3 separate regions of the Homo sapiens genome follow, and all the other regions are linked to region 1. Evidence: chromatin contacts called from ENCODE Hi-C data. All regions are on one chromosome and are shown on one strand. The core of a region is the stretch at or near the end of the contact, and the rest is flanking DNA. Distances in the headings are between cores, read along the strand shown.

Evidence for each region. A loop is a pair of places that touch in the nucleus more often than their neighbours do. Pooled maps may share reads with other maps.
Region 2: a loop to region 1 is called in a pooled map, with 19 times the contacts of the local background. The contact joins the enhancer-like site here to the promoter of GDNF-AS1 in region 1. A Hi-C loop is called at or near these places in 7 of 50 pooled maps.
Region 3: a pooled map shows a loop between it and region 1 (4-fold over the local background). The contact joins the promoter of LIFR-AS1 here to the promoter of GDNF-AS1 in region 1. A Hi-C loop is called at or near these places in 2 of 37 single-sample maps with no recorded cell type and 6 of 50 pooled maps.

What each region holds. Positions count from the first base shown.
Region 1 is chr5:37,838,491-37,841,462 of GRCh38, reverse strand. GDNF-AS1 (GDNF antisense RNA 1) reads right to left here and starts at 1,579. Exons shown (of 4, transcript NR_145476.1): 1 at 1,425-1,579. It overlaps GDNF (glial cell derived neurotrophic factor), which reads left to right and starts at 1,422. Exons shown (of 3, transcript NM_000514.4): 1 at 1,422-1,956. RefSeq lists an enhancer at 1,561-2,498.
Region 2 is chr5:38,808,445-38,811,416 of GRCh38, reverse strand. The region is part of intron 1 of OSMR-DT (OSMR divergent transcript); the gene reads left to right. Among named protein-coding and RNA genes, the nearest start is that of OSMR-DT, 36 kb to the left of the region's middle. RefSeq lists an enhancer at 342-842. Within about 2 kb of position 1,481, at least 13 of the 41 ENCODE cell types and tissues checked have a DNase peak (open chromatin) inside an H3K27ac peak, as active enhancers do.
Region 3 is chr5:38,555,230-38,558,201 of GRCh38, reverse strand. It overlaps LIFR-AS1 (LIFR antisense RNA 1), which reads right to left and starts at 1,416. Exons shown (of 9, transcript NR_103554.1): 1 at 1-1,416. It overlaps LIFR (LIF receptor subunit alpha), which reads left to right and starts at 1,556. Exons shown (of 20, transcript NM_001127671.2): 1 at 1,556-1,868. MIR3650 (microRNA 3650) reads left to right here and starts at 641; the gene lies at 641-700. RefSeq lists enhancers at 1,170-1,279, 632-1,415.

The DNA.
Region 1 (2,972 bases), core at 330-2,829:
CTATTGTCTGTATCAGCTACTTGAAGAACACATACTCCCCAACAACCGGATGAGTCATAAAATAAGAGGTACATGGACGTAAACTGAGCCTGTTTACACTTTCCCTGGCCCCAGCTAATAAAATAAAAGAGGTCCCACTGAATTCAGGTCCAATGGCTTCCGGAAAACAGGTTTCTGCTTAGCAAAGACATGCCCTATTTAGTACATTATTTTAGAGGTACAGCCAATTCCATGCCCCATGTGAATGAAATGTATTTATGGTTATAGCCATGCACAGGGTGTGTAAGGACTTGCCCTCCTCCTGTCCTCTACAAAAGAAGGCTCAGGCAGCTTCTGGTGGTGAACTAACCAACAAAAGGAATGCCCAGAAGGTCTCACCTCTCCCATCCACAGAGCTCTGGAATGGGGGCCGGGCCCCTGATCGCTGGAAACTCAGCATCCAAGTGGGCGCTTGCTGAAGTTTCCCATCTGCATTTTCGAAAATCTGGATAAAAGCAGGTTTAGCTCAACCTCCCCTAACCCGTTCCTGATAAAGTGATCTTACGCCTCTGGAATTGGGATTTTGAATGTATGTGCCTGCCCCATGTCTGGTATTAGATTACAACAGCATGAAAATGGAGCCTAGGACTGAGGAGCCGGCCAGCCTCAGAAGCCTTCTTCATTGCCTGCCATGTAATACATGATATGCAAAGCCTCTGACTTCAGCCAGCAGATATTTGGAGACCGTGTTGGCCTTAGCATGGGGACTAAACTAATGTGTGTTTAGGTCAGAAAGCGAATCAGAAAAGCCACTGGAGGGCACGTCACGGAGTGAGAGCCCTATAAATTCATCCCCACTCGCAGCGTCCCCTGGCAAATACTCGGCTTCCCTCACCCGGCCGCTCCGCACCTCTCCTTCTCGGTGCTAGAACTCCGGCCGGCAGCTCCTTTTCTCGCCACTGCCTCCTGCCCTGCGGAGAAGCGAGAGGGCGAGACACCCGAGCGGGAAGGCCGGCCTTCGACAGGCGCGAGGAAAGCCCGGCGCTGCCCTGCACCGGCAGAGCGCCACCCTCCCAGTGCGGCGCGCGGGGGCAAAGCCCGGCGCGGGCGCCGCGGTCAAGTTCGGATTGCCCCTTTCGGCTGGCCCGCGCAGAGCGCCGCACATTCCTCTCGATTTTTGATCCACCCGGAGAGGAGAAGGCGCTAGCCCCGCGGCGTCTCCGCGCTCTCAGCGCTCTCCCTGCAGCCCAGGGAGGGGCGCCTCGCGTCGCCCACTCGCACCCCGGCCCCCCGCCTCGGGAACTCCAGGGCCTCCTCGCTGCTCTCCTCTCCTCCCCCACCGCCAGGCCCAGCCGACGCCTCCCGACCCCTCCCTCCCGGGGCCCCGCGCCTCCCCTCCCCCACCCCGGACCCCGGACCCCCAGCCCGGGCTCTAGAAGACCAGCCTGCGCTCCTGGCGCCCTCATGTCTTCACGGGACTCCCCGCGCCGGTTGACGTGGTGTCTCGTTCGGATCTCCAGGCAAGACCTCAGCTCCGGCAGCAGCATCAGACAAACCAGTCTCGTGCTCCCAGGCAGTGCGCCCAGAGGAGGCGCAGAGCGCGGCAGCTGCCGCTGAGCCGCCCGCAGCGCCCCGGGCCCGCGCAGCCCCAGCCAAGAGCGCGACGCGCGCAGCCCTGTCAGCCCCCCACCCAAAGCAGCGGCGGCTGCTCGGACCTCGGCTTCTGGGGGTGCGGGGGCCCGGCGGGAGAGTTGCCGGCAGCCCTCGCCCTGTTGGCGGCGGCGGCGGCGGGAGTCTTGGCCGCCGCCTCCAGCGCGCCCTTGCTGCCCCGCGCGACCCCAGGATTGCGAACTCTTGCCCCTGACCTGTTGGGCGGGGCTCCGCGCTCCAGCCATCAGCCCGGATGGGTCTCCTGGCTGGGACTTGGGGCACCTGGAGTTAATGTCCAACCTAGGGTCTGCGGAGACCCGATCCGAGGTAAGTGAGGGAGCGGGCCGGGGAGCAGGGAGCGGGTGGTGCCTGCGTCGCGGGTGGGTGCGGCCGGCTGAAGGGCGCCCTAGTCAGAGGGGTGCGTCTGGACCCCAGAGCAAACGGTGAGAGTAGAAAGTGGAAAGACTAGAGGGAACCTAAGCTATGCGAGGAGAGAGAAAAGTAGAACCGGAGAGAGGCCGGCCTTTCGGAGGGGCATGTTGCCTTTTCCACGTGGGCAAAGATCTGTGGAGCCCCAGATGCGCCTGGACCCGGAATGCCCAAGAGGGGCAGTTTCCTTCCCCGACTCGGCCAGGTGCTCTTCCGTCAAGTCACAGAACGATTCAGGGCTTGGGTCATCTTCGAACCCACCGCCGTCGAAATGTGTCCTCTCTGGACGTGCAGAGATACTATCATTGCCAAGAGTGCAACTTACTATTGAGCTTGTTTTGATCTGTGCCAAGGAAAAGCGCAGGCCGGGGGAGGGGCTGCTGCAAAGGTGCTGAGAACCTAAAAATGGAGGGCTCACCTCCTCCGGGCGAGGTCTGGCAAAGCTACATTCCTCACCCGGTTGCCTGCACGTTCCTAACGCCCTCCACCCCAACTAACCATCCCCGTCGAGGTTAGGAGAGGGGCTTTCTTGCCAGTCCTGGATTCAAATCTCTGTCTCGAACGTATTCTTGAGACTCCACTAGGCCATTGAGGTTATTATTTTAATGACCCCTTTTTCTCCTGTACTCTGTGCCGCCTTCCAAAAACACCCCACCACCACTGCCACTACTTTACACCACCTCGAGGCTAATTCCGCACTGGTGGTTTGTTTCCTGCCCCAACGAAGAAAAACGAACCCTCTTCGGGCTGGAAACGGACTTTCGCGGGTTCCCGCCAGCTTCCTGGGGCCCAGCTAGTTTCGGCTTTGGTAGAATCCGCCGCCAGGACCCATGTGCGCGCCCCCGGGGGGCTTACCCATCCCAGAGCTCGCGACCCTTCTGCTCATAGGCGGGGACAAAGGCAACTCTTCCGGC
Region 2 (2,972 bases), core at 232-2,731, 970 kb before region 1:
TGTGAAGGTATCAAAAAGAAATTGCCATTGGGGGCTGCTACGCAGGCACAATACGCTATGCTAATTAACGAAGACCGCTTCAGGTAGGATCAAAAAACATGGCTGGTTTATTAGGATGCGAGAAAACTCGGGTTTGTTCCTTTAAATTCTAGAATGATTAAATACTAGTTAACATTTAAATTAAGTGCCTGCATGTGCCAGGTCTTATTGTAAGCACCTTATATGGTTTATGTCATTTAAACGTCACAAAAACCCTATGAATTAGCCTCATTTTATAGAGAACTAAGGTTACTGAAGTTGAAGTAATAGGGAAGCGAGCTCGACCCCAGGCATTTGGCTCCAGAGCCCATATTGACAACCACTGTATTCTCCTAACCCTTTAAAGGCAAAGACTGTCTCTTCTCAGTGCGGTTATCAAAACACTTTTTGCCTGGAACCTAGAGGCATTCTTGAGTCTCTGTTTCCACAAAGATTTGTATGTTTCAGATGGGAAGGGCTGCTCCCATCTGGACGTGGTCTCCAAGGATGTTTTGGGTGTGCTGCATTTTCTTTTCTTTTCTTTTTTTTTTAGACGGAGTCTCACTCTGTTGCCCAGGCTGCAGTGCAGTGGCACGATCTCGGTTCACTGCAATCTCCGCCTCCCGGGTTCAAGCGATTCTCCTGCCTCAGCCTCCTGAGTAGCTGGGATTACAGGCGCCCGCCACCATGCCCGGCTAATTTTTATATGTTTTTCGTAGAGATGGGGTTTCACCATGTTGGCCAGGTTGGTCTCGAACTCCTGACCTCAGGTGATCCGCCCGCCTCGGCCTCCTAAAGTGCTGGGATTACAGGCGTGAGGCACAGTGCCCGGCCGGGTGTGCTGCATTTTCAGCACGTACACCAAGTGTCTCCTCATGGGGCTAATGTGTGGGAGCTGGGAAGCCACAGTTCACTTTCCAGAACCCAAAAGGGGCAAAGTGACATCATAAAATTGTCAGAATGTCCCTTGACACAACCGTACTTGTTTGTCTGCAGCACGGTGTCGAGCCCCTCTTCCCTTCTGGACATGAAGACATTGCCCAGAAGTAACTCTTTAACTTAAGATATCTTTAACGTAAGATAGAATCAAGTTCTTTTTGAAGCAAAAACTGCATAGTCACAGCTGTTACTAGAAAAAAAAAAAAACAACAAGTTCAGAGAATCAAGCACTTGTCCTCGTAGGTTTTGATTACTATTGCCTTTGGGTCAGATTCTCTCATTAGAGTCAAATAAATGTTTTCCATCATGACCAAAAAATGTTTTATACAAATTCCATTTCCCAGAACTCTGTGAATGAAATGGAAACCCCCTTTTCTGGTTGTGGAAAAAAACCAATCCAAAACAAACCCCACAACCTCCCAGCTCCATCTTTCTTAAGTACCCCCTGGTTTTGCTAGGTGGCGCCATAGGCTAATGCATGGGTCTTCCTCGGCTTCCCGGGCGGCCGCCTTCTGTGAGGCAGGAACAAAGGCCTCTGCGGTTCCCTTGGAGTTTAAGATCAGACCAGCCCACAGGAGATGAGATCCATTTGCCAAGACTCGCCTCTGTCGTGTTAGGAGCTGCCCCCTCCCCTCTCCTGATTGATCACAGCTGGTAGTGAGGGGATTCTTGGCCATGTGCTTTAGCCGTTCTTGAGGGAAATTCTGGGGGATCTTAAACTTGATCCTAAATATTGCGTTTCTCTCTATCTAAGTCTCCTAAAAATTGTTCATGTATTTGGGGAGGAAGGCTCACGCTCATACTGAAGAGTGAAAGGAAGGGGACAATAATTCAAAGGCTTGCACCAACTCCCTCCCAATCCCCTGCACAAGGTTAATGTGTGGGGAAATCCCTGTCCTTCCTGAGAGCCCTGATGTTTCCCAGTCTGGCAGGGGCCAGGACAACCTTTCTCCATCCTGCAGGTCACAGAGCCAGCTTGTTGTGGAGGAACAGGAGGCCCTGTTGTAGGAGGGGTGGCACAGGTCCCACAAGCCCTATGGGGTTTGGAGGACACCCAGGCGCCTACTGACTTAGCAAGAGACTCCCCTTTCCCACCCTGCTAGAGGCCTGAAGCTCCAAATTACTGACTTCTTTGCCTTAAAGCATTAGAGACTCCCCGAACACAAATATGACAGAAAAGCTTTACTTGGAAATGTTGGAGGATGAATTGCAAAATGGCACTGCTCGGAGAGATCCCCAGGGAGGAGCTGGTCGTGGACCGGGCGGGGCGGCGAGGGCTGCAGGGAGCAAGAGCAGAACACTGGAGTGGAGGCGACTTCACTGCCTTCGCGCCTCCGGTAGGAACCACGGCTTCCTTCTGCCTGCAGTGTCTGCAGCCTGGGAGTCCCCCAGATCCGTGTGATGGCCAAGGCCGCATGCCCCGGAGAATCTGGATTTCGAATACTGTCCTGATAGCTGCCTAAACACCCACATAGTAGTCCTCCCATGGGTCCTGGTTGGGGTTCAAACACATTCCTACCCTACCCAGCCTTCCCTGAAATCCGCGTCATGCTGAGGGCAGCCCTGACAGTGGCCGCGGGTCCTTGTTGAGGACGCAAGAGGAGGAGGAGCCTCAGCCAGGTGAAAGATCGTCCATATATTCCAAGAAGGAAGCTTCATAAACATGCAAACCTGCACAGCACAGGACACACTAGTAGGAATGCTCTTAACATTGCAAGTCAGAGGACAGATTCCAGAAAATAGAAGGGAGAAAATACATAAGTAATATATAAAAGTCAAAACGGGAAGGAGAAGAGCTTTTAAAAATTGACAAAAAACATATTCATATATAGAGATTATATATTAATGTATATATGAATATATATGACATATATATAGTCACAAGAAGAAAAACACAAAAACTCCAAAATTAGAGCGAGAAGAATCTGGGAATAAAAACATACATATCTATGGATTTTTCATGACTATATTTTGAGTTCACTTCTGATACTCATCCAAAAGATATTTATTTGAGC
Region 3 (2,972 bases), core at 167-2,666, 720 kb before region 1:
ACACACACACATATATACATACATTTTAAGATTGTATTAGCACAAAAACAAATATATTAATATATATTAAAATACTTTCTTAAACCTAAATTTTTTTTCCTTCTGATTTGAAAAGAAATTAAAATATTTTTTGTGGGCCTCTAAAAATATTGTGGACCTTAGGCACTGTGCCTAATGGAAAAGACAGTGACAGGATTGTGCAATATGAATAATGATAAATTTCCCAAACCATCAAGGACTCAAGAATAAGGGTAAACATCTTAAATGGGGTTGGTTTCGAGTACTTATAATAGAAAAATGTTATCCAAACAAGGTCTTAGGGGTAACAGGAGGCGTTTTTAGTGTTCAAAATACGCACATGGATGGAGTTGGCCATTAGGACGCTAATAGCGACCGTATCTAGCTGTGAAATACATATTTTTGTTTTGGGAGTCTACTTTTCAGTAAATGTCCTTTCAGGTGTTTTGTTGCCCATTTAATTACATGATCAACAAGGAAGAGTTATTTTACAAAACAAGCTTCATTTTGCCAATTTATAAATTGCTTTGGAGTTTCATCGAAAGGTCTTTAAAAAACACGTTGGCCTTGGTGCTGGTGCATCACATAAATCACAGATGAAACAAACAAGCCTGTTTCCTACTCAAGGTGTGTCTGTAGAGTCCTGACTGCGTGCCAGGGGCTCTGTCTGGCACATTTCTGAACTTTGCAAAATTAATTGTGCCGAAGAGAACACCATCAAACGCGTCCGGCATACAGCGTAAACATCTTCAGACCGTGATTCTGCGCCATCAAACGCTCTCCAGCTAATTTCATTTGGTGATTACTCTGCTAGAAAACCGAGGCCAAGTGAAACTGCGGAAATGGGAACAATGTACGGAGGAAAAATCTCACCCCATTAAGAGATCCGTTTCTTCTCCGCACAAATAAGCCCACCCCGCCTCCGAGGCAAGACTAGATGGCTCCAGGATACTCTCGGCGCGCCCGCTGGCCATCTCGGGCAGGGGAGCCCCACACCCGGCAGGAGGACCAGGACGCGAGCGGCGGCGCCTCGGCCCTGGGCTGTTTAGGTAATTCGCAAAGTCCCAACAATCATCCCCCTCTCCCAGAAGCTGGTTTTCTTGTGTGCAGTGGTTACAGAGGCGGCGAAAACACGGTTCCCCGCTTTCCTCTCCTCAAGGCACTGTTTGCAGCGGCAGCAGCGGCCGCATTCGGGGAGGCGCGGTCCTCCCCGCAGAGCCGTCGCGCACTCGGCCTTTCTCGAGGATTTGCCTGGGCTCGGCCGCCTCGCTCTCCCCTGCGCTTCCATGACCTTCTGAGAGCGGCCTCACCACCGGAGGCTCGGAGGAAGCACCACCCTCGGCGTCCGGGGCCCGTCGCGCGGCCGCGTTCCTCCGACTCCTTGGAGCACCCGCGCGCGCGGGCGCGCGGCCGGGGATCGGCGGGGGCGCGCGGGTTGGGGCGGGGCCGGGGCCGGGGGCAGGGGCGGGTCAGGGGCGGGGCCGGGCCCGCTGCGCCCCCAGCCGAGCGGCGTGCAGGCGCCGCCCCCGCGCGCCGCAGTCCCGGCTGGAGCGACTCGGCCGTGGCGGTGGCCGTTACCGTTGCCTCTGGGAGGCTCTGGCGGCGGCGGCGGCCCGCGGGGTTCGCGGAGCGCAGCGGGCCGCCCTTCGCCCGTGGCCGCCTCAAGCAGCCTCGCGCCGACACAGGGGAGGCGAGACGGCGGCTGCGGAGGCGGCGGCGCATTGTGCCCGGCCCCCTCCTTGGCGGCTCCTGCCCCCGGGCGGCTGTGGGATCTGGGCAGCCCCGGGGCGGCGGCCGAGGCTACAGAGCCGGCGGCAGGGGATGGCAAGATAGCGGCGCGGGAGCGTACCGTGAGTCCTGGGGGCGGGTGGGCGCGGCGCGGAGCAGGGGAGCCGCGGAGCCCCGAGCGGGGTCCCCAGGGGCGGCCCGGGCGGGGTGGGGCAGCGCTCCCAGCTCTGCGGAGCGTCCTAGGGGAGTGACCCCGGAGAGCGCCGCTCCGGGTCCCGCCGCTCTCCGCGCGCCCTTGGGTCACCCTCGTGTCCTGGGGGACGCGGACTCCAGCGCCCAGAACTTCTGCCCCACGCAGGGCAGTGAGTTCTGAGGCCAGAGGTTACCTGGGGGATGGGAGGGAGCTTGAAATGTTTTTCCTTCGGAGAGGTGACCTGCCAGGTGATTTCGTGCCCCTCTGCTTCAACTCCCCTTTAAACCTGTTCCTCGTCCTTTCTGTATCCGTAGTGCATTTGACTTACCTGTATTTTTATGTGCTAACTTCCGAAGGTGGTGTACTGGTTAAACCCAAAGTTAAAGTGTTGGAGGTCAAAGTTAGGCTTTGTGAAAGATGCCATTTCTGTTATGTTGTGTAAAAGCACAAAGCTGGATTCAGGAGTTCTGAGCGACACAAAACTGCACATCACGTGTTCTGAATTTACATGATTAATCTGAATTAATGTGATTTTTGCCCCCCACCCCCCACATTCCGCTACCAAAAATATATGAGGTCTTTTATTTGCAGTTGGGTATCTTTGTGTTCCTTTTTGAATGTTTAATGCAGTCAAATATTGTTATAACCTGTATTGTTATTGAGTGGCATTTATATGGAAATCGGTTCTTTGCATTTCTTTTTATGTGTCTTTAAAAGATACATTCTTTCAACAGAAAAGTTTCAGTTTAAAGTTTGTCTTCCGATTCCTGTTCAGTTTCAGATTAGTTTTTAATTTTAAAAAGTATTTGCTTGAAGTAAGATTAATGTGATATAGTAGTATCGTTTAGGCAGGGGTCCAGAAATGGTACAGAAATTAAATTTAAGGCAAACCTTTCCTTTTCACAAGTGGAAAAACCAAGGAGTTTTTTCAGCGCGAATGCTACTTGCCCTTCCCCTTACATGATTATTTTGTCACAGATCTGAAATTACATTTCACTGTTACCAGAGAGTTTCTTGTCTAAGCCTGGCAGAG